Linked DNA regions of Homo sapiens: regions 2 and 3 are each linked to region 1. A link is a loop called in an ENCODE intact Hi-C map of the cell type or tissue named here. Cell type or tissue: ascending aorta. All regions are shown on one strand. Region 1 overlaps UNC13A (unc-13 homolog A). Region 2 overlaps UNC13A (unc-13 homolog A). Region 3 holds the start of UNC13A (unc-13 homolog A).

What was found. A loop is a pair of places that touch in the nucleus more often than their neighbours do. Peaks named below come from ENCODE experiments on the same cell type or tissue, not always from the same donor. Only the 100,000 strongest peaks of a DNase experiment are listed, where the experiment ranks them.
Region 2: it touches region 1 in a loop (2.8-fold over the local background); 3 of 110 quality-filtered maps call a loop at or near these places.
Region 3: it touches region 1 in a loop (2.7-fold over the local background); 2 of 110 quality-filtered maps call a loop at or near these places.

What each region holds. Positions count from the first base shown.
Region 1 is chr19:17,601,996-17,609,995 of GRCh38, reverse strand. It overlaps UNC13A (unc-13 homolog A), which reads left to right. Exons shown (of 44, transcript NM_001080421.3): 43 at 1-56; 44 at 3,642-8,000. The coding sequence ends at 3,942. Among named protein-coding and RNA genes, the nearest start is that of COLGALT1, 50 kb to the right of the region's middle. RefSeq lists silencers at 3,336-3,555, 3,926-4,185 and enhancers at 3,270-4,174, 4,175-5,079. In ascending aorta, a CTCF peak has its summit at 3,783 (motif pointing left); DNase peaks (open chromatin) are centred at 3,485, 3,985 and 4,105; H3K4me3 peaks cover 1,391 bases; H3K27ac peaks cover 489 bases; H3K27me3 peaks cover 959 bases.
Region 2 is chr19:17,670,517-17,678,516 of GRCh38, reverse strand. It overlaps UNC13A (unc-13 homolog A), which reads left to right. Exons shown (of 44, transcript NM_001080421.3): 2 at 2,476-2,505; 3 at 3,761-3,860; 4 at 6,022-6,139. Among named protein-coding and RNA genes, the nearest start is that of UNC13A, 14 kb to the left of the region's middle. RefSeq lists enhancers at 1,365-1,434, 6,522-6,581. In ascending aorta, no CTCF peak of the experiment used is centred here; a DNase peak (open chromatin) is centred at 3,871; H3K27ac peaks cover 1,795 bases.
Region 3 is chr19:17,684,042-17,692,041 of GRCh38, reverse strand. It overlaps UNC13A (unc-13 homolog A), which reads left to right and starts at 3,688. Exons shown (of 44, transcript NM_001080421.3): 1 at 3,688-3,864. The coding sequence starts at 3,843. RefSeq lists a silencer at 4,170-4,352 and enhancers at 3,586-4,546, 4,547-5,508. In ascending aorta, no CTCF peak of the experiment used is centred here; DNase peaks (open chromatin) are centred at 3,664, 5,240 and 5,691; H3K4me3 peaks cover 2,025 bases; H3K27ac peaks cover 2,113 bases; H3K27me3 peaks cover 2,174 bases.

The sequences.
Region 1 (8,000 bases):
GCGACCAAATCCAAGAACAATAGCTGGGCTCCCAAGTACAATGAGAGCTTCCAGTTGTGAGTTTGGGATGCTTTGAAGAGCATGGGGGCAAGGGAGGGGGCATCCGCCAGGTGAACCCCAAAGCCAGCTAGGCAGGAGGTATCTGGAATCTGGGCCCGGGAATGGGAGGGGCCACATTCTAGGTGGGGGTGCTGGAAAGGGAGACCCCTTAGTAGTGCAGGAATGACATCAGGGAGGGGACACGAGGATGGAGGTCACCTTTGGGGGCTGGCAGATCCAAGGGGAGGCAATGAGTAGAGTGGGGTAACTTCATGATGAAGACTTGCAGAGGGGAGGGAAAGTCTGGGCAGGAAGTGCATGGTGGGCAGGGCCATTGCTGGGGCTGGAGACTCTGTCTGGTGAAGGAATGAGGGTGGCAGTGATGACGCTTATGAGCGGGGGGCTGAGGGACCTGGGGACAGGACTGAGGTTGCATGGGGGTGGGGACTACTGGAGTCTACATTGAGCCTTGTCAGGACCGTTGGGGCAGCCCATCTGGAGGAGTCGGCTCTGGGGACAGGAGTGGAGTGTAGATGGATCCCAGGCTTGGGGGTGGGTGTCACGTGGGGTGGAGGTGGGGTCACATTGGATGGAGGTTCTTGGAGTTGGGAGTGGGCCTAGGCTGCGGGTATCAGGATAGGGTCTAGAGGATGCTGATGATGTGGACAGCATAAAAAAGTCTGCTCTGGCCGAGTGTGGTGGCTCACACCTGTCATCCCAGCACTCTGGGACGCCGAGGCAGACAGATCACCTGAGGTCAGGAGTTCAAGACCAGCCTGGCCAACATGGTGAAACCCCGTCTCTACTAAAAATACAAAAAAAAAAAAAAAAATTAGCCGGGTGTGGTGGCGCACGCCTGTGATCCCAGCTACTCGGGATGCTGAGGCAGAAGAATCGCTTGAGTCCGGGAGGCGGAGGGTGCAGTGAGCCAAGATCGAGCCATTGCACTCCAGCCTGGGCAACAAAAGCGAAACTCCACCTCAAAAAAAAAAAAAAAGTCTGCTCTGGCCGAGCATGGTGGCTCACGCCTGTAAGCTCAACACTTTGGGAGGCCAAGGTGGGCAGATAACTTGAGGCCAGGAGTTCGAGACCAGCCTGGCCAACATGGTGAAACTCCATCTCTATTAAAAATATAAAATATGGCTGGGTGTGGTGGCTCACACCTGTAATCCCAGCACTTTGGGAGGCCAAGGCGGGCAGATCACGAGGTCAGGAGATCGAGACCATCCTGGCTAACACGGTGAAACCCCGTCTCTACTAAAAATACAAAACCTAGCCAGGCGTGGTGGCGGGCGCCTGTAGTCCCAGCTACTCGGGAGGCTGAGGCAGGAGAATGGCGTGAACCCGGGAGGCAGAGCTTGCAGTGAGCCGAGATCGCACCACTGCACTCCAGCCTGGGCAACAGAGCAAGACTCCGTCTAAAAGAAATATATATTATATAATTATATATAAAATATGTATTTATATTATATAATTATATATAAAATATGTATTTATATTATATTATATAATATATAATAAATATATATCATATAAATATATTTTTATATATTATATATAAATATATATATATTTATATACATATATAATATATATTTATATTATATATAAAATTATATATAGTATATATTATATAGTATAAATAAAATTATATATAGTATATATTATATTATATATAAAAGTATATATATTATATATTTCATATATTATATATTGTATATAATATAGTATATACAAAAAATATTAGCTGTGTGTTGTGGTGGGCGCCTGTAATCCCAGCTACGCGGGAGGCTGAGACAGGAGAATCGCTTGAACCCAGGAGGTGGAGGCTGCAATGACCCAAGATGGCGCTACTGCAGTCCAGCCTGGGCTACAGAGTGAGACTCAAAAAAATAAAAAATACAGAAATTAGCCGGGTGTGGTGGCAGGCGCTTGTAATCCCAGCTACTCCAGAGGGTGAGGGGTACGAGAATCGCTTGAACCCAGGAGGCACAGGTTGCAGTGAGCCATGATTGTACCACGGCACTCCAGCCTGGGCGACAGAGCAAGACTCTGCCTCAAAAAAAAAAAAAAAAAAAAAGTCTGTTCACGGGGGTAGATGGATGGTGGTGGTTAGCAAGGGTAGAGTTGGGGTCATCCGGGGTAGATCCTTGGGTCGAGTGTCAGCCTCACAGAGCACTGGGGCAGGGCAATGTTGTTGGATGTTCTTAGGAGACAGAAGTGCAGAAGAAAGTAGTCCCAGCTACCTGGGAGGCTGGGGCAGGAAGATCGCTTGAGCTCAGGAGTTTAAGGCTGCAATGAGCTATGATTGTGCCACTGCACTCCAGCCTGGGTGACCGACATAGCGAGACCCTGTCTTTAAAAAAACAAAAAACTATGGGCCAGGCGCGGTGGCTGACGCTTGTAATTCCAACACTTTGGGAGGCCAAGGCAGTGGATCACCTGAGGTTAGGAGTTCGAGACCAGCGTGGCCAACATGGTGAGACCCCCCCCCCCGCCACCCCCATCTGTACTAAAAACACAAAAAATCAGCCCGGTGTGGTGGTGCATGCCTGTAATCCCAGCTACTAGGGAGGCTGAGGCAGAAGAATCGTTTGAACCCGGGAGACAGAGGTTGCAGTGAGCCGCGATTGTGCCACTGCACTCCAGCCTGGGTGACAGAGGGAGATGCCCACTCAAAAAATAAAAATAAATAAAAATAAATAAAAATGCACAGGGGTAAGGGTAAATCAGAGCTGGTTAGCTGGTATTATCTAGGGGGCCTGGGAGCTCTTATGGGACAAGATTGAAGCCAGTTCCATGTCGTGTCAGCACAGGGCTCTTGGTCAGAAGGTTTTGGGGCGATTGGCCCCTTTAGGGGATACTCAGGAGGAGAAGCATGGTCTAGTGGGAGGTCAGATGTCAGCCAGGGTGGGCCGGAGTACTTCAGGGATAGAGGTACAACCTGGGAGGTGGACAAGAGGGAGAAGCTGGGCGTGACCCTGTAGGAGGGGCTCTTATCCAGCTGGCGTCAGGGCAGGTCACTGGGACTGCTTAGGGGCAGGAGCACAGGTGAGGGGCATGCGGGAGGCGGTGTCACCCATGGTGAGGCACCAGGGCAGGCTCATGTCTGGAGGGCATCTTGGAAGTAAGAGGGGTGGGCTGGGGGTGTGGGGGGCTGGGGAAAGGGCCACGTCGTGGGTCTAGAGGAGAGCCTGGTTAAAGAGCTTCTGGGTGGGACATTAGGGGCAGGGCCGTGCGGGCAGCAGTTCAGCCGGCAGAGGGCACAGGCGCGGGTATCTCAGGGTGGGAGCATGGCCTTGCAGGGCGGTGTCTGAGGGGCGGGAGCTGGATGTAAAACTATGCGGTCATTTTTCGGTGGGTGGAAAAATGGGAAGAACAGGCGTGGGCGTGGCCCAGCTCGGGGTCAGCTGCTGTGGGCGCGGCCAAGCACAGGGTTGTAGGTCAAGTAACGGGGCAGGGGCGGGGCTAGCGTAGCGTGGGAGGTGACAGGTGTGGGCACCCCGGTGTGGGCGTGGCCCGCAAATGCGGTGGGGACGGGGCCGTGGGCGGGGCATCACAGTAGGTGTGGCCTGTCTCACGTTCCGCCCCTCCCCACGCAGCACGCTGAGCGCCGACGCGGGTCCCGAGTGCTATGAGCTGCAGGTGTGCGTCAAGGACTACTGCTTCGCGCGCGAGGACCGCACGGTGGGGCTGGCCGTGCTGCAGCTGCGTGAGCTGGCCCAGCGCGGGAGCGCCGCCTGCTGGCTGCCGCTCGGCCGCCGCATCCACATGGACGACACGGGCCTCACGGTGCTGCGAATCCTCTCGCAGCGCAGCAACGACGAGGTGGCCAAGGAGTTCGTGAAGCTCAAGTCGGACACGCGCTCCGCCGAGGAGGGCGGTGCCGCGCCTGCGCCTTAGCGCGGGCGGTCGGCCGAGCGGCACTGCGCCTGCGCGGAGGGCGCTGGGCGGGGAGGGACGGGGCTTGCGCCTTGGTGGGACCTCCCCAGGGGCGGGGCTCGGGGGGCTCCACGCCAAGGGTGGGCTGCGCCTACGCCCTTGACTCAGCTTTCCCTTTTGGGGAATTAGGAATGGAGGATGCCCCGCCCTCTCGGGAGGCCACGCCCAAGGGCGCGACGAAGGAAGGAGCCACATCCCCAACTTGAGGCCACGCCCCCAGCACCTAGGGGGCATTTTGAGCTGGGATGGGGGAAACCTCGTCCCTATGGAGGAGGCCACATCCCGGGGCTCTGGTACCGGGAGGCACCACCTCATGTCCCCTGGAAAAGCCATAAGATGGGACCCAGACCCCTGGGACCCCAGACCAATTGCCAAGTATGGAAATCTCAGCTCCCTCGAGGGGGGGCCCTGGGCAAGGGGTAGGGCTCTCTGGAGCGCCCCTCTAGGTGGCCTGGGGACTGGAGGGACCAGGATGCTGGTTGGAGGGCCCCGGAATACCGGAGTCCCTTTAGATATTTGTGCAAAAAATAAATGGGGGGAGGGGGGAGGATGGGATTTCAAAAGCACATGCGCCCTTGGGCGCCCAAACCCTGGGGGCCGAGGGGACGGCTCTGGTTCCCCACGCTGCCCCTACTTCCCTTTGGGAGTTTGCCTCTCCCTCTCCCCCAACAAACCCAGTCCTCATATCATAGAGTTCAACACACCCATTTGACAGATGGCAAAACTGAGGCTTAAAGAGCTGCTTGAGACTTGGCCAAGGTTCCAGGTGCCATACCCTCTGTGCCCCTCCCTTAGGCCTGTGTGCCCCATGGAAGGGTGGGCTGAGATCGGGATGACCTGACACAGCTCCCTATTGCTGCTAATTCCCCCTCGGCCTCCTCCAAGGGGTGGGAATTCCAGGCCAAGACCCCTACTTCGCCTTTCCTTCTCCGGCTGCCAAGCAGGACCTTTGCCCTCAGCCCTTTCTCCTGGGATCTCCATGGGGGATGCCATGAGGGCCTCCCACCACAAAAGAGAATTTGGGATCCCCTGGTCCCAGGTTTCTCCATCCCTTCTTCCTTTTCCAGAATTTTCCAAATAGGAAAGAACAGAAGGAGACCAGAAACTCTAGGGGGGAGAAAGAGAATGAGAGAAAGAGAATGAGAGAGAGAGAAACACAAACACAGTGACACAGTGAGAGCTTAGTCTCCAAGAGCCTATTCATTGATTCAAACACCCAAGCCACAGGATACCTCAGATGGCCCTCTTGCCAGCTGGAAGCTCTTTCTCCAATGAGCAAAGTTACAGTGACCTGGCTGGAGTTACCTGGTGCACATAGGACCTTAGGGGAAAGTTCAGCGTGGACTACACTTGCTCTGGGATCTGCTTTTCCACATGTGTGTATGGCACGCCTTTTTCTGCTGGATTGGGAAGGACAAGATTTTGCTGTGCTAGGGAGAAATGAAAACGGGGTGAGCTGAGTAGCTGGGTTTCTGGAGGATAGAACATCAGATGGGGAGGCTTTCCGAGGTGAAGAATGAGAGGGAACCACTTACTAGAGAGAAAAGAGCTCCAGGCCTGGGGAACAGCACGTGCGAAGGCCAGGAGAGAAGAACTGTTGAAACAACGAGAAGGGTGGCACGGCTGGAGCTGAGCCAGCAAGGGGGATCGTGAGGAGCCTTGGGGTTGGGGAGATCTGCAGAAGCATCAGACCAGGCAGGGCCTCGTACGCAGTCCTGAGGAGTTTTACTTTTATTCTAAGACAGTTGGGGAGCTCCAGGAGCTGTTTTAAGTTGGGGAGAGACTGGATTCCAGCCTGCAAAAGCTGTTTTGTGAAGACTAAAACCAGTGAGGAGAGGTGGAGGTGCTTTGGGGACACTGAAATGGATTCTTGGAAAGATTCTGAAGGCTGTGTTGAAAAGACACCTATAGCTGTGGGGACATGACTATAATCCCAGCATTTGGGGAGACCGAGGCTGGCAGATCACTTAAGGTCAGGAGTTTGAGACCAGCCTGGCCAACATGGCGAAACCCCATCTCTGCTAAAAATACAAAAATTAGCTGGGTGCAGTGGTGCATGCCTGTAGTCCCAGCTACTCAGGAGACTGAGGCGGGAGAATTGTTTGAACCCTGGAGGCAGAGGTTGTAGTGAGTCGTGATCACACAACTGCACTCCAGCCTGGGCAACAGAACAATACTCCATTCCCTCCCCTCTACCCCACCAAAAAAAAAAAAAAATCCTGCCCTTAGATGAGCTCTAGGGCTGCTGAGTACAGTTGTCCCAGTTGCACAGTGCCCAAGGGTTTGGCATTGCTAAGAAGGCCACGTGCAAATCCTAGATATTGAGTGTTGTATGTTTGTGACGTTGGTTTCCCGACATGTGAATGGCCCAAGTGTCTGGAAGAAGTGGCGCCACTTTCTAATTTGCTTGGAGATGTTGCATGTCCCTTAAATTCAGACAGGTGCAGGTAACTGGAGGTTCTGAACCAAAGGTTAAAATGCAAATTCTCATACAGGGTTGGGAAGTTGTAGCCAGGGATAAGCTTATGTGACTGTTATATGGACTGAGGAGCAGATGTGAATTTCGAACCATGACATGGCTGAGGGTAGGGGTCGGGTGGATGGATGATTCAGGGTTGTAACCCATAGAGCCCAAAGGGGAAGTGATCTGTGACCTGGGGTGAGGGTGATCTGGAAGATTTTTGGATGGCTGGAAAGAAATGGGGAAGTCGAGCTGCCTGAGAGAGCCAAGTTATTTCCCAAAAGATTCCTTAGGAGTCTTTCTGTTCAAGACCTCCGTGTGTGTGTGTGTGTGTTTAGGGTTCCCCAGCAATGGCCCAGGCATGTGAAGGAAACAAGCTTCTTCAGGGAATATTTGTTGAATGAGTTTTCCTGACTCCCAGGCTAGAACTGTTTTTGCAATTTCCACCCTCTTTTCTTTCCCCCAGAGAACTCCTATTCGTCCTTCAAAACCCATCACGGAAACCCCTCTTGGAGAAAACCCTCCTTCCTTCCCCTCAGGACTTTCCCAGCCACCGTCTCTCCTCCAGTCCAGCCTGATGCCATGGGACTGGGGGTTTCTCTGTCCAGCTCTGTTTCTCCCAGACTGGGGTCTGAGGACTCTCAGGACCCCCAACTTTACCTAGCACAGGCTGGGCACAAGTGGGTGACAGGGAGTCTACGCCTAGTGGAATTATGTATTGGGGCAGGGTCAGTGTGAGAATACACATCCGCATGCATGTCTGTCCATGTCTGTCCGTACCAACCTTCCCCTTCCACACGGACCTGGGCACATAGGAGGTGTCTGAGCCTGACACATGGGACAGAGAGTGGACATGGCTGAGACACGGACAGAGAAAAGACAAGGAGTCCAGGGGGCTGAAAGCCTTTTGAAATCAGGAAGTTCCTGTATTGGCAGAACAAAGCCCAGAGAGGAGCAGGGCTTTCCTCAACGCCACCCAGCAAGTGGACACAGAGCCCGGCCTTGGATGACACCTCCAGGGTTCTGAACCCTGGACCTCGCTTTATGCAAGGAGCTGGCCCCACATTTCCATGAATCGGGGAAACAGCACAAGAAGGTTGGCCTGTGGCAGGGCAAGGGTTAAAGGGGTGACATTGAGGGATGCCTCAGAGTCAAAGTCCCCTGACCAAGAGGAATAGAGTAGAAAACACAGAGACAGAGGGTGAGATCACGCCCCGATGAGGACGGAGAGAGACAGAGATGGAGAGAGACATAGAGGTGGAAATATACAGAGAAAGATAAATGCAGAGACCAAGGCAGGGAGTGTCGGGGGAAGTAAAGAGGGTGTCCTGAAGAAAGAAGGATCTGTTCACTCTTACCAGTCTGTCCTCGAATGATTTGCATAAAATGAGGAGGTGCCTGTCCACACCCCCAATTCCTCTCTCAGGCCCCAGAGCCTGAGACCTCACCATGCCCCCATCAGAGATGCAAAAAACTAAACACCCAACTAGAAATCCTTGGGACCTCTCTCGGCTGGGATCTCAGAGCCTTTCTGTCCCCTACCCCTACCCCATGTGCT
Region 2 (8,000 bases), 69 kb before region 1:
CACACAGCTCAGGAATCTGAACCTGGCTCAAACCAGCATTCACTTCTCTCAAGGCCCACCCAAGGGCTGCAGTGCAGTGGCACAATCTCAGCTCACTGCAACCTCTGCCTTCCAGGTTAAAGGGATTCTCCTGCCTCAGCCTCCCGAGTAGCTGGGATTAGAGGTGCGTGCCACCACACCCGGCTAATTTTTGTTATTTTAGGAGAGACGAGGTTTCCCCATGTTGTTCAGGCTGGTCTCGAACTCCTGACGTCAAGTGATCCACCTGCCTCGGCCTCCCAAAGTGCTGGGATTACAGGCATGAGCCACCGCGCCTGGCCAGGAACAGTCTTTACTGACATGTGTTTAGGGCCATCGCACTTCCCCCGCTCTTCACGGGAATTCTCTCTTCACTGGCTCCACTCAGGTGCCTTTTGTGAGACAGAAATTCAAGCGATGAGGACAGAGATACAAACCCGGGATGGGAGGCTGTGACATCTGCCCATAGAAACACAATTCTGTTTCTAGGAATTTATCCTTCAACTCGCTAGTACACGCTCTTCAAGACATACTGAAAAAACATGAAGGATTAGAACAGTGGGTGTCGAATGCTACCATTTGTCTTGGAAATCAAGCAAAACGAACGTGGGTATGGTTGCCGACGCATGGACCATCTCCAGTGGAACAAGGAACTGCCAACGTTGATTGCATTTGGGAGGGAGATGAAGGGCTGGGATGGAAAGAGCTTTATTCTCAGTGCCTCATCTTTTGGTTGTTTTGGATTTTACAACATGTGCATGCATTGCCTACACAAACAAAGACACTAATTTGAAAAGGAAAAGGGGAGAAGAAAAGAGGGAGGAAAGAAAAGGGGCCGGTGTGGCAGCTCACACCTGTCATCCCAGCACCTTGGGAGGCCAAGGCGGATGGATCACCTGAGATCAGGAGTTTGAGACCAGCCTGGCCGACATATACTGAAACCCTGTCTCTACTAAAAAATACAAAAATTAGCTGGGCATGGTGGCGCACGCCTGTAGTCCCAGCTACTTGGGAAGCTGAGGCAGGAGAATTGCTTGAATCTGGGAGGTAGAAGTTGCGGTGAGCTGAGATGGCACCACTGCACTCCAGCCTGGGCAATAGAGCAAGACTCCGTCCCTAAAAAAAAAAAGAAAAAAAAAAAGAAAAGAAAGAAAGGAAAGGGAGGGAAGAGCTCAGTGTGGGAGAAGATTGGGGGTGGGAGTAGAGAATTAATGGAGGAAAAAGATGTGGGGGACAAAAGCAAGGTGTGAGAGGTGTTGGCAATGGAAACTGAATACCTGTTGAGAAGAGCCAGGAGGGGGCGACATGGCTTTGAATCTCTTGGGGCTGTGAGATTATGTGAAATGTGAGAAGACTGGACCTCAGTGGGGTGCCTGACATATATTCAGGTTACACCTCCCACAAGCAGGTGGGGCTGGACAATCTCTGTCAACCCTCCAGCCAGGACCCAAGTGTCTCCCTGTACATTACTTTTGGTTGTTGTTGAGACAAGAATCTCACTCTGCTGCCCAGGCTGGAGTGCAGTGGCATGATCTTGGCTCACTGCAATCTCTGCCTCCTGGGTTCAAGTGATTCTCCTACCTCAGCCTCCCAAGTAGCTGAGACTATAGGCGCCTGCCACCACACCTGGCAAATTTTTGTATTTTTAGTAGAGACAAGGATTCACCATGTTGGCCAGGCTGGTCTTGAACTCCTGACCTCAGGTGATCCACCTGCTTCAGCCACCTAAAGTGCTGGGGTTATAGGTGTGAGCCACCGTGCCTCGCCCTCCACATGCATTTTGAGAGCCAGCTCTCTGGGTTGCTTTGTCCCAACTCACCCAGCCTTCTTTGAGGCTTCCCCAAACCCTGGGAGCATTTGACATTGCAGACTGAGCTGGACAATCAAGGGAGAGGTCTTGCTGACCTGTCGGGGCTGGTGGAGTCATCAGAGATTGTCTTTATCCTCGCCTTCTTCTTCTCCACCTCCTCAACTTCCCCTCTTCTTCTGGGGCAATCCTGGAGGGCTTCTTGTAGGAGGCCTCTCCCACCATCTGCCCAGCTCTTTCTTTCTAATCTTGTTCAATTGTGGGTAAAGGCACAGCTAGTTGGGAGCTTGGGGAGTTTGATGGGGACAGGGGATGCAGGGAGAGGGAGGGGCAGGGAATGCTCTCAGGGTCCAAATTTCCTTCCATTCTAGGGTTGCCTGTGCTCATCTGTCTGATGGCTTCTCTCTCTCCCTCTCATCCCTGCCTCCTCTTTCCTACCTCTCCTCCTCCCCTTGTCTCTGTCTCTGACATTGCTTCTATCTTTCTTTTTTAACATCTGTCTCTTTTGCTTTTTATCTTTGCCTGTCTCTCCTCTGTGTCTCTCTCCTTATGTCTCCATCTTGGTGTGTCTCTGAATCTCTCCGTATCTCTGCCTCCTCCTCCCCACATCTCTCCCCACCTCCCTTCCCTATCTCTGTCTCTCTCCACAGTCAAAAAAGCCAAGTTTGATGGTGCCCAAGGTAAGTGGCTTCTCTTGCTGTCCTGTCCCGTGTTGTCTGTCTGTCTGTCTGTCTCTTGGAGAGACTGGGAGGGGGTCCCAGCCCAGACTTAGAGTTGGGCTTTATGTCTTCTGAGCATCAGGAGAGGGGTCAGAAGATTAAATAGGGGGAGGGGCAGCCATTGGCCTGGGGTCCCTGCAGTTTGTATGGGGGTCCCCGGGTCTCCCCAGCCATCCTTGGAGAGTCTGTAAGGGGTGGGGCTTGCCCTGAGCCAGTGGCTCTTCCCAGGGTCCTAAGAGGTAGAATGGGGACTCTTAGATGGGGCTACAGGTGGGAAAAATGAGGCTCAGAGAGGCGAAAGGAGTTTCTTTCTTTTCTTCTTCTTCTTTTTTTTTTTTTTTTGAGACAGAGTCTCCTTCTGTTGCCCAGGCTGGAGTGCAGTGGCGTGATCTCGGCTCACTGCAACCTCTGCCTCTGGGTTCAAGCAATTCTCCTGCCTCAGCCTCCCAAGTAGCTGGGATTACAGGCGCCCTCTACCACGCCCGGCTAATTTTTTTATTTTTAGTAGAGATGGGGTTTCGCCATGTTGGCCAGGCTGGTCTCAAACTTCTGACCTTAAATGATCCGCCCGCCTCGGCCTCCCAAAGTGCTAGGATTGCAGGCGTGAGCTACCGTGCCCTGCCTTTTTATTATTATTATTTTTATTTAAAATTTTTATTTTTTGAGGCTGGAGTGCCGTGGTGCAATCATGTTTTACTACAGCCTCAACCTCCCAGGCTCAAGCAATCCTCCCACCTCAGCCTTCCAAGTAGCTGGGACCACAGGCGTGCACCACTGCACCCAGCTAATTATTTTTTTGTATTTTTTAGTAGAGATAGGGTTTTGCCAAGTTGCCCAGGCTGGTCTTGAACTGCTGGGCTCAAGCAATCCTCCCCCCTTGACCTCCCAAAGTGCTGGCATTATAGGCGCGAGCCACTGCACCCAGCCTGCAAAGGGGGTTTCTTACAGTCAATTTTGTTCCCCTTTTCTGGGACCTCAGTCTTTTTAGCTGAAAACCAATGGCATGGTCATTTCGAAGCAGCTGGATGAAGTATCCCAAAATTCCACGTCTCCCCACACTGAGGCCCCTCCCTTGTGCCCTGAGGGTGGGGTTGTGGGTTAGGGGGTGAGTGGCCCAGAAATTCCTGAGGGGATCACAGCAGATGGTCTAGAGCTTGGGAAGGGGCATTGGAGAGTCCCTGAGCCCCAGCGCTGACCCCTACTCTCACTGCCACAGAGAAATTCAACACGTACGTGACCCTGAAAGTGCAGAATGTCAAGAGCACGACCATCGCGGTGCGGGGCAGCCAGCCCAGCTGGGAGCAGGATTTCATGTTGTGAGTCTGCAGCGTCTGGCATGACCTCACTCCCTGGCATAGCCCAGCACCTCGCTGGCCCCTCAGGGCAGAGCTGGACACTGGGGAATCCCGGGTGACTCCCCTCTGTCCTCCCTCTTCCCCTGTCCACCTTATCACCTTCACCTCCAAAACACATCCCCAATCCAATCACTTCCCTTGGTCTCCGCAGCCACCAGCCAAGTCCCTGCTGCCCGCCAGCCTCCGCCCTGGCCTCCTGTGCCATCCACCTCCTACAATCTGTTCTCCTCCAGGCAGCCAGGGGGATATTTTTAAAACTGCAAATCACATCCTGTCGCTCCCATGTTCCAAACTTGTCCGTGGCTCATCGACCTCACAATAAAACCCACAGCCTTCCCCGTGATTCCCACCAGGTTCTCGCTCTATCTCCCTCACCTGCCCCAGCCACACCCACCTCTGCCCCTTTCTCCAACACTTCCCAGCTTGTTCTTGCCCCAGGGCCCTTGCACTTGCTCTCCTGTCCCCAGCTGGCTCTTCTCCTTCAGGTCTCAGCTTGTGTCACCTCCTCAGTGAAGCCCTCCCTGACCACTACCTCCAAGCTACAATTTCAGGGCATCATGCCTTCCCAGGCCTTGCCACCAATTTTGTTTGTTTGTTTGTTTGTTTTGAGGCAGAGCCTCACTCTGTTGCCCAGGCTGGAGTACAGTGGCATAATCTCGGCTCACTTCAACCTCCACCTCCCAGGTTCAAGTGATCCTCCTGCCTCAGCCTCCCAACTAGCTGGGATTACAAGCGTGTGCCACCACACCCGGCTAATTTTTGTGTTTTAAGTAGAGATGGTGTTTCACTATGGTGGCCAGGCTAGTCTCAAACTCCTGGACTCAGGTGATCCGCCCACCTCAGCCTCCCAAGGTGCTGGGATTATAGATGTGAGCCACCATGCCTGGCCAATGGAATTTTTTTCCTTTTTTTTTTGTTTTGTTTTGAGACAGAGCCTCACTCTGTGGCCCAGGCTGGAGTGTAGTGGTGCAATCTCGGCTCACTGCAACCTCTGCCTCCTGGGTTCAAGCTATTCTCCTGCCTTAGCCTCCCGAGTAGCTGGGACTACATGTGCGTGCCACCATGCCCGGCTAATTTTTGTGTATTTAGTAAAGACCGGGTTTCACCATGTTGGCCAGGCTGGTCTTGAACTTTTAACCTCAGGTGATCCACCCGCCTCGGCCTCCCAAAGTGCTGGGATTATAGGCATGAGCCAGGAGCCACCAATCCCAGCCAACAGATATATATATCAGATATATATATACTTTTTTTTTTTTTTTTGAGACTGAGTTTTGCTTTTGTTGCCCAGGCTGGAGTGCAATGGCGTGATCTCGGCTCACCGCAACCTCCGCCTCCTGGGTTCAAGCAATTCTCCTGCCTCAGCCTCCCGAGTAGCTGGAATTACAGACATGCACCACCACGCCCGGCTAATTTTGTATTTTTAGTGGAGATGGGGTTTCTCCATGTTGGTCAGGCTGGTCTTAAATTCCCAACCTCAGGTGATCCGCCCATCTCGGCCTCCCAAAGTGCTGGGATTACAGGCGTGAGCCACCGTGGTTGGCCATATTTTAAAAATATATTTCTTAAGATAAATCTTTGGTAAACTGTAAATTCAGTGAATCTCACATTTCACCAAGTTTCCTGCTCCCCCGAATTCACATATGTCTAGGGCGAGGCCTGCAGGGAAAGTGCTTTGAGGTGGGATCGTGTCCTCACATCATTAGATGGGGATGACACTGGGAAGGACAGAGGTGACCCGAATGTCCTTATCCTGTAGGTAAAGGGAGCTATGGAGGGTATTTGAGCCTCTTCCTCACTTACCCAGCATGGTCAGTGTTGGAGGGCCCAAGGAAGGGCTCAGAAAGATGAAGGTGCAGGCGATGTGTAACATCTGTCCCCACGCCATCCTTCCCGGCTTTGAATCCTGGTTCTTTTGTGATACCCCGAGCTCTTAACTTCCCCCACTGGCCTCAGTTTCCCCTCTATAAAATGAGAACCACCATGTTACCCTACCACCTAGGACACTCCCAGGCCTAGGTTTGAATTGCAGTATGCTGTGTGTTCTCAGGCGAATCAACTAAACTCCCTGGGCCCCCGTTTCCTCCCTCCTGCTCCCTCGACGCCCCCTCTCCTTTTTCTGCAGCGAGATTAACCGTCTGGATTTGGGACTGACGGTGGAGGTGTGGAATAAGGGTCTCATCTGGGACACAATGGTGGGCACTGTGTGGATCCCACTGAGGACCATCCGCCAGTCCAATGAGGTGAGTGGCGGGTGGCCTGAGGGTGAAGAAGGAGGAGTGCCTTGCAGAAGCCCAGAGACCAGTGGACTAAACAAGATGGGCATTTATCTCCTATCCCCTGACAACATCAATGTAGACACTTGGGATTGCCACGAACCTTCCAAAGTCACTAGAGCCTATACACCTTCCATCTTGCTCTGCCTCTCTCTCCATGTGGCTTCCACCTTGTGGCCCCAAATGGCTGCTTTAGGCTCACCATTGCATCTTCATTCCAACCACCGAAAGGTGCTGGTGGTGGGGGAGGGGGGTGGTTCATGCACATCTCATTGGCCAGAACTTAGACATGTGGCCAACACCTTGCTGCAAGGGATTCTGGGAAATGTAGTCCTAGGCTGGAAAATGTAGTCCTGGGCTGTGCTTCCCTAGGCACAGCTAAAAATGTATTACCTTGGAAGGAGAAAAGGGATAATATAGGCAATTAGCATTTTGTGTCCCAGATGGGCAGCAGCAGGAAGCTTACACCAACTCATAAGAAGGTGCTAGGTAACAACCCTGGCCCCTCAGCCTGTGCATCATTGTCAGCAGGTAGTAGTGATGTCTATTTTTTATTTAATTATTTATTTTTGAGACAGGGTCTCACTCTGTTGCCCAGGCTGGAGTGCATTGGCATGATCATGGCCCACTGCAGCCTCGACTTCCCAGGCTCAAGTGATCCTCCCACCTCAGCCTCCTGAGTAGCTGGGACTGCAGGTGCATGCCACCAGGCCCCCCTTATTTTTTTTGTATTTTTAATAGAGACAGGGTTTTGCCATGTTGCCCAGGCTGGTTTCGAACTCCTGGGCTCAAGCAATCCACCCACCTCAGCCTCCCAAAGTGCTGGTATTACAGGTGCGAGCCACCATGCCAGGCCGTGGTCATGTCTATTCATCTGTCCCCACAGCCCAATCCCTGGCCTCCTAACCTCAAGTCTCAACCTCTCCATGCTGACCCCAGGAAGGCCTTATTAGCTGGAGCTCTGATCTGTCCTCCCCTGTCCATCTGCCTTGGGAGGCCCTTCAGATGGCACCTGCCCACTAGCCTCATCTCCCCCCACACTCTAACCTCTACCCCTCCCAGATTCCACCCTCTGAACCTTTGCATAGTGTGTTCCCTGAGCTTCAAGTGTCCTCCTTTCCATCACCTTCTAAATTCCCATGTGCCCACCTCCAGGAAGCCCTCTCTGACTTCTCTCTAGATCCTTTAGCCCTCCTTCCTCCCTCTGGGCTATGACCTCATGGGGCTGGGGGTGCCTGTGTCCAGCCCTGTTTCCAAGGGCTATGGGCTCTCAGGAGCCAGGGTGATGATGGCTGGGCCTCTTGGGGACCCTGGCATCACCCAATATGAACCAGGCATAGAGGAGGGACTGGGGACTGTTTTTTGTTTGTTCGTTTTTGTCATTTTATTTTATTTTATTTTATTTTATTTTATTTTATTTTATTTTATTTTATTTTACTGTGAGATGGAGTCTCACTCTGTCACCCAGGCTGGAGTGCAATGGCACAATCTTGGCTCACTGCAACCTCTGCCTCCCTGGCTTAAGTGATTCTCCTGCCTCAACCTCCTGAGTAGCTGGGATTACAGGGGCCTGCCACCACACCCAACTAATTTTTGCATTTTTAGTAGAGATGGGGTTTCGCCATGTTGGCCAGGCTGGTCTTGAACTCCTGACCTCAAGTGATCCGCCCACCTTGGCCTCGCAAAGTGCTGGGATTACAGGTGTGAGTCACCGCACCTGGCCAGTGAGTGTTTGTTTTTGAATGAATGAATGCAGAGGGACGAAATGGTTGCAACAATCTAGGTAAGCGAGTCTAAAAGGAAGCCTTGGCTGGGCATGGTGGCTCAC
Region 3 (8,000 bases), 82 kb before region 1:
TATATGTATTTTCTGACCCAGCCATCCTTACTCATGTGTGCCAGCACACAAGTCTGAAGTCTGAGGATGGTCATAAAAACTTTTTTTTGTAATAAACCTGAGCTTGAAACAACCCAAAAGTCCATGACCTGGAGAACAGATGAATAGCCAATAGAAGATTCATACAAAGGAATACTATGCAGCAGTAAAAAATGCAAGCCTTACAGCCACATGCAGCGATATGGATGAATATCAGCAGAATCACATTGAGCAAACAAAACAGATTAGCAGTCCAGGTGCTGTGGCTCACACCTGTAATCCCAGCACTTTGGGAGGCTGAGGTGGGTGGATCACCTGAGGTCAGGAGTTTGAGACCAGCCTGGCCAACATGGTGAAACCCTGTCTCTACTAAAAATACAAAAATTATCACTGCAACCTCCATGGCCAGGCATAGTGGCTCATGCCTGTAATCCCAGCATTTTGGGAGGCCGAGATGGGCAGATCACCTGAGGTCAGGAGTTCGAGACCAGCCTGACCAACATGGAGAAACCCCGTCTCTACTAAAAATTACAAAAAAATTAGCTGGGCATGGTGGCACATGCCTGTAATCCCAGCTACTCAGGAGGCTGAGGCAGGAGAATTGCTTGAACCTGGGAGGCGGAGGTTGCGGTGAGCTGAGATCGTGCCATTGCACTCCAGCTTGGGCAACAAGAGCAAAACTCTGTCTCAAAAAAAAAAAAAAAAAAAAAAAAAAAAAAAAAGCCAGGCAAGGTGATGGGCGCCTGTAATCCCAGCTACTCGGGAGGCTGAGGTAGGAGAATCGCTTGAACCTGGGAGGCAGAGATTGCAGTGAGCGGAGATTGTGCCACTGCACTCCAGCCTGGGTGACAGAGTGCAGCTCTGTTTCAAAAAACAAACAAACAAACAGATTAGTAAAGAATGTGAACAAAGTCAAATGAGGTGGCTCATGCCTGTAATTTCAGCACTTTGGGAGTCCAAGGCAGGCAGATTGTTTGAACCCCAGAGTTCAAGACAAGCCTGGGCAACATAGTGAGACCCTCATCTCTAATTAGCCAGGCATGGAGGTGCATGCCTGTTGTTCCAGGTACTTGGGAGGCTGAGACAGGAGGATTGTCTGAGCTCAGGAGCTCACACCACTGTACTACAGCCTGGGTGACACAATGAGACCTTGTCTCAAAAAAATAGAAACATGCAAGAGGTAACCATGTATTGTTTGCTAAGGAGCATGTGGTAAACTATAAGGAAAAGGAAGAAAATGAAAAACAAAATTTGTGATAGTTCTTCCATCTGCAGGGAAGGATTATGAGATTGGGGAGAGGCACATGGGGGTCTTTTATTGTGATGGTATTTTTTTTTTTTTTTGAGACGGAGTCTCTCTCTGTCACCCAGGCTGGAGTACAGTGGCCCGATCTCGGCTCACTGCAAGCTCCGCCTCCCGGATTCACGCCTTTCTCCTGCCTCAGCCTCCTGAGTAGCTGGGAATACAGGCGCCCGCCACCACGCCCGGCTAATTTTTTGTATTTTTAGTAGAGACGGGTTTTACCGTGTTAGCCAGGATGGTCTCGATCTCCTGACCTTGTGATCACCCCGCCTCAGCCTCCCAAAGTGCTGGTATTATAGGCGTGAGCCACCGAGCCCGGTCGATGGTAATTTTTTTTATCCAAGCCTGCTCCTCATAGTTTATCTACTCATTGATGTTTAATAAAACATCAATGTTTTATTGATTATCAATGTTTAATAAAACATCTACTCATTGATGTTTAATAAAAATTTAAGACCAGGCATGGTGGCTCATGAGCCTGTAATCCCAACATTTTGGGAGGCTGAGACGGGAGGATCACTTGAGCCCAGGAGTTTGAGACAGCCTGTGCGACATGGTGAAACTCTGTCTCTACAAAAAATACAAAAATTAGCTGTGCTGATTTTTTTAAAAATTTAAAGCAGTGACAGATACAAACATGGTTACTATTAGGCATTAAGATTACAACTGGGGCCAGGCGCGGTGGCTCATTCGTGTAATCCCAGCATTTTGGGAGGCCACGGTGGGTGGATCACTTGAGGTCAGGAGTTTGAGACCAGCCTGGCCAACATGGTGAAACCCCATCTCTACAAAAAATACAAAAAAATTAGCTGGATGTGGTGGCGAGCGCCTGTAATCCCAGCTACTCAGGAGGCTGAGGCAGGAAGATCACTTGGAGGTTGAGGTTGCAGTGAACTGAGATGGTGCCACTGCACTCCAGCCTGGGCCACAGATTGAGACTACACCTCCAAAAAAAAAAAAATTACAACTGGTTTCACATGTTAACTCATGTAATACCTCCAGCAACCTTGTGAGGCAGGACTTGTTATCATATTCATTCTACAGGTGCGGAAACTGAGGCACGAGGAGGTCACAAGACCTGCCCAAGGCCATGCTTGTGATGAGAGACAGAGTTTGGTTTTGAACAATGGCCTCACTCAACTCCATGCACATTCTGCATTTATGAAGCTCTTTCATGTGGGCTGGGGGCAGGAGACCCTGTGGGGCTCAGCCTTTCATGCTAGTTTAGGTGCCAGTGATACAGCGAGCAGGTTGCAGGGCAAGGGGCCCACATGGAGCTGCCCAGTTTGATATGTGGGGAGGGGGCCAGGCGCAGTGGCTCAGGTCTGAATCCCAGCACTTTGGGAGGCCGAGATGGGCGGATCCCCTGAGGTCAAGTGTTCAAGACCAGGCTGGCCAACATGGTGAAACCTCGTCTCTACTAAAAATAAAAAAAATAAAATAAAAAAAAAAAGCTGGGCATGGTGGCATGCGCCTGTAGTCCCAGCTACTCGGGGAGGCTGAGGCAGGAGAATCTCTTGATCCCAGGAGGCAGAGGTTGCAGTGAGCCAAGATTGCGTCACTGCATTCCAGCCTGGGCTGCAGAGGGAGACTCCATCTAAAAAAAAGAAAAGTGGGGAGGAGTGGCAGAGTTTCGTTCGGGTCAGGGCCCAATCAGAGGAAGGGATAGGGGCTGGGGGAGTCCAGAGAGGAGAAACAAAGGCTCAGCTTGGGGCAGTCAGGGAAGCCTTCCTGGAGGAGAGGATATTCAGACAAGACATTGATGGATGAAAAGGAGTTCAGAGTGTGGGCAAGGACCCATGGGCTGGATGGCTTAGAGACATAGAGAGAGACCTAGACAGGATGCAGTAGAGCTGCAAAAAGACTTTACAGAGAGAGGCTAAGAGACACATGACTGAGAGAGCAGTGGACAGAGTCAGAGGAACAGAGACCCAGGGAGAGAAAGAGACCAGGCAGTAGAGTTAGAGAGACAGAGACGTAGAGACAGAGGAAGAGAGATACTCAGAGAACAGGACCATCTGCCCGGTGCTGGTGCCGGGCGTACACACAAGAGCTTGCATTTGCCTGTACTTGCTTGAGTATTGCAGGGAGGCGTTTGCCCAGGTTACCAGGGCAGGAATGTCCATGCATGGGTGGCGGGGGCACGTGCACCATTTCAGTGCAGGTGAGGGTCTGCACAGGAGGAAACCTGCTTGGGGGCCGCCGTCGCCCCTTGTCCCCCTGCAACGAGGAGGTGTGGGGCGAGGCGCCCCTTCCCGGAGCCAGGCCCTTTAACGCCCCCCCAGCCCGCAGCGCCCCCGCCCCATCAGGCGTCCCTGGGCTCCGCCTGCCCGCCCCGCATCAGCGCCACGTCAGGCGCTGTCCGCGCCCCCGGTGCTGAACCAAGATGGCCGGTGGCGGCCGGGCCCCGGCGTGAGCCAAGCGCGGGCTGCAGCCGGGAGATGCCCCAGCCCAGCGGCCGCTGAGCCCGACCCGACAGAGCCGGCCCGGCCGCCTCCGGCCCACCTGCGAGCTCGGAGACATGTCTCTGCTTTGCGTTGGAGGTAGGAGGCGAGGCTGGGGGTCGGGGGACCCGTGTGGACGCGGGCTGGGGTCGGGGTCCGCGTGGATGCGGCTCCCAGGGGGTTCCTGGGGGGTGACCCGAGTCCAGGTGGCTGGACTTTTGAGAGGGGTAGCCCTTGTCGACGCAGCTGGGCCCCGGAGGGGGTGATCCGTGTAGACGCGGCAGGGCTCTCGGGGGTCCTGGTGGCCGCTGCTGGAGGGGTCGTGTGGACGCGGCTGAACGCGGAGGCCCGTGTGGACGTGGACGGGTATCCGGGGTTCTACCCGGAAACGATCTAGACTGGGGCGTCTGTGTAGACCAGGTTTTTAGAGGGTCAGTGAGGAAGAGTCTGGGCTCGGTAGTTTGATTGAAGCCTGCAGGGGTGCTTGGAAGGGGTCTGGTGTTGTGGGCTGGGTTACGGGTCCTCATGGACGCGGACCCGGCTGGAAATTCGAAGGAGAGTGCGGTGGGAGGGTTCTCCAAGCCGTGGGGATGTAAGATATAGGTAGAGGGGCTTGGCCATCAGGGCATCCACGAGTTCTAGGACTCTCCCAGCCCTAGGTGTAAAGAGGACTGGAGTGGGGGGAGTGTGGAGACAGGAGACCCCTCCCAGCGTCCAGAGAGGGCTGTGACTGGAGGTCTGGGGGCGCTTTTCCAGTTAACTCTTTGGCCTCCCGAGTGAGGGGGTTGGAGGAATGTCCAGAAGGTCTTCCCGCTCCCTGCCCCCTCCGGTTCTCCCAAACACGTTTCAGGGCCTTCTCGGCAGGGAGCCTACTTCTTGGAAGAGCAATGTCTCCTGGTCCCCCTCCTGGCCCATCCTCACCTCACCCACTTTGCACTGGAGAGAGGGAGGGAGGGAGACGTGAGGTGGGGGGGGAGCTATTTTGGGGCCAGAACGCCATCTGCACAGAGGCCCACGCCCAGGCCCACGCTCTGCGTTGGGGTTGGAGGAGGGAGGGAGACGTGGGAGGGGCATGACCCCCCACCCCACACCTTTATGGCTCTGGGGTCGTGGGGAAGCCAGCCCAACCGAACCCAGGCGTTCTGGGCACTCCCGTTTGAGAAATCAAACTCTGGGAGACCTTGGGCGGCAGGGGTGGATGTGGACCGCCGTTCCACGCCTACAGAGCTCTGAACCCCTGGTTCTTAAGGACTGGGGTCCCCCCGTCACTCCCACCCATTTCAAGAAGGCTGGGGTGGGGGAAGGGGTGTGTCTGCCAAGCCTGAGACTGCAGGCTTCGGGAGACCTCGGGCGACAGGAAGCGTGCGTGTGCTGAACTCCTGCTGCCTGGACACAGGGTGGGCAGGCCGGGGAGCCGGGAACCGCCCCCGCCGCCCCTCCTCCTCCCTCCCCTCCCCCTCGGCCGATTCATTCACAAACCCTGCCCCGCCCGCCCGCTCCCCGCCGCGGCAGCTTCCGAGTGCAAATCCGGCCGGGCTGGGCCGGCGTGGACGCGGGTGTTCTTAAAGGGACAGGGGCCTACTTTCTCTAAGCTCGTTTCTGCTGGACGGGGCTGGGGGTGGTGGAAGAAGGGTCCCTAGAGTCAAAGGTCAACTCCTCCATCCCCTAGCCTCCAGGCCTATGGAGTTAGGGGAGTAGGGAAGTGAAGGAGACCCCTAGGCGACCCCCACCGCCTAGGCCTGAGGACGGAATGGGAGGAGAACTTGAATGTCCAGACCCCCTACTGACCTCTCCCCCTGCTCTAAGTAGCCGGGCTCTTAAAGGTGGCACTGGAGGAGGTTCCGACGTGGGTGTTCTTGGCTGACTCCTCTATCCTCTCTCTTCTCCCCCCAGCATCCCGCCCCACCCCGCCTCACATCCTCCAAGTTGGGCTTCTCTGGAAGGTTTGCCTAGTGGAGTGGGGGGGGGGGGGGGGGGGCGGGGATCTCACCCTTAACTCTGACGCAAACAGGAGGCTCGGCTGCGGGGGTGGCATTAAGGGGGGGCAGCAGGAGGCAAGAGGGATGAGGCTTCCAGAAACAGAGACGTTGGGGGAGGACTGTGCTGGATTCTGTGGACTTTACAGGGAGGGGCCCGGCTGAGTGGAGAGGAATCGCTGGGAGGGGCAAGGCTGGGGAAGAGGTTGACAGGGGTGGGAGGTAAGGCCCTCAGGTGTAAAGGGAGGTGTGAGGTTGGAGTGAGGAGGAGTAGGAGGCAGGGAGGGGTGGGGAGAGGGAGAAGTGCTGGGTGAGGCCAGTCTCCCAGGGAGAGGTGGGATGGTGCCCAGAGAGGGGAGGGGCTGGGATGGCTGAGCACGAGAGATGTTGGGGTGGGCTTGGCAGGAGTGAAGCTAGGCTGAGATGGGTTGCCGTGTTGCCTGAGCTCAGCTGAGGAAATACCTGTCCCCCCTCCCCTCCACCGGGGACCCACAGGCGTTTGCCAATCCCTACACACATTCATACCCAGACTTGTTCCTGTGTGGACACAAATGCTTAGGATGTATGAAGGCTCTACGCAGACCATGTGCCTGGGAAGGCACATTCCGTAGGCACACGTGTGTACTCAAATGCCTGTGTGAACACAAGCATACACGTGTATATAGGACACAGTCTGCCGCTACAGATATAGTCCCAGCAACACACGTGTGAGTGTGTGTGTCTGCCAGCACGCATATAGATGTATCCACGTGTCTGATGAATGCTCACAATATACATGTCACATAAAGATCCACCCATGTCCAGCCGAGCGCGGTGGCTCAGGCCTGTAATCTCATCACTTTGACTTTGGGAGGCCAAGGTGGGCAGATCACTTGAGGTCAGGAGTTCAAGACCAGCCTGGCCAACATGGTGAAACTTTGTCACTGCTAAAAAATAAAAAAAATTAGCCAGGTGTGGTGGCGCGCACCTGTAGTCTCAGCTACTCGGGAGGCTGAGGAAGGAGAATCACTTGAATAGGGGAGGTGGAGGTTGCAGTGAGCTGAGATCCTGCCACTGTACTCCAGCCTGGGCAACACAGTGAGACTCTGTCTCAAAAAAAAAGATTCACTCATGTCCTAACACTCAGACATGTACCCATACATATCTGTTAAGGTCCCCAACCCCATGAAGCACATATATATTCATATAAGCACATGTCAAAGCCATGTGTGTATGCACATGACAACACTTGCCTGGACATTCAAAGCAGCCCCTTTCAACAAGTGGATGATGATGCATACAAGTAAATACACATTTGAGTATTTCATTGCACACAAGTGCATACATGTATGCAGATAAACAAATACAGCTGCCACAGAACTGCATCCATGTACACATGCAAACATCAATATGTGTGTTTTCCACCTAACATATCACCCACAAGCTCACACACACCAGTGTGTCTCTGATGTAGTGACACCCCACTCCTAGACACACATGTGCAGACTCCCACCTGCACTTAAATGGTGCACATACTCTGCACACATGCACACTCATATCCATGTAGAGGCAGGCACCTGCCTGCCCTGGTAAGATGAGCCAACTACTGCTGCAAATACCCAAGCAAGTACAGGCAAATGCAAGCTCTTGTGTATACACCCAGCACCAACACATAGCAGACCACCCTGTATGGTGTATGGGCCTTATCTCTGCCCGCTTCATTTATTTATTCATGTGGTGCCCCGCTGCTTCCCAACATCGTAATCCACTGACTAGGTCTTGGCAGGATCCTGAGGCTGTGAATGGTAAATGCCACCTGGTTCCTTCATGAAGTCACTTATTTTATTTATGCAACAAGCATTAATTGAGCACCTACTGTATACCAGGCACTGTTCCTGGCTCTGGGACCCAGCCCTATTCCTAGCCATCACTCCTGCACGTCCCATGGGGTTAGAATGAAAGAGATGAGGGAGGGCTAAGGGAGCTGAGGAGTGGGGTATCCAGGGCTCTCTTCCTCTGGGAAGCCTACCCTGATTCCACCACCACCATTTACTTGAGTCTCAGAAGATGTGATGAGGGGGAGATGAGCAGGAGGGAGATGGTGCTCTGGGTGGAGGGAACAGCATGAGCAAAAGCATGGTGGTGTGAAGGGTTACTTCCAGATCTTCCTATGTGCCTCACAGCATTTTGCACAGGCCACTTGATGTTTTGTTTTGTTTTGAGACAGAGTCTCACTCAAAGCCTGTTACTCAGGCTGCAGTGCAGTGGCATGATCTCAGC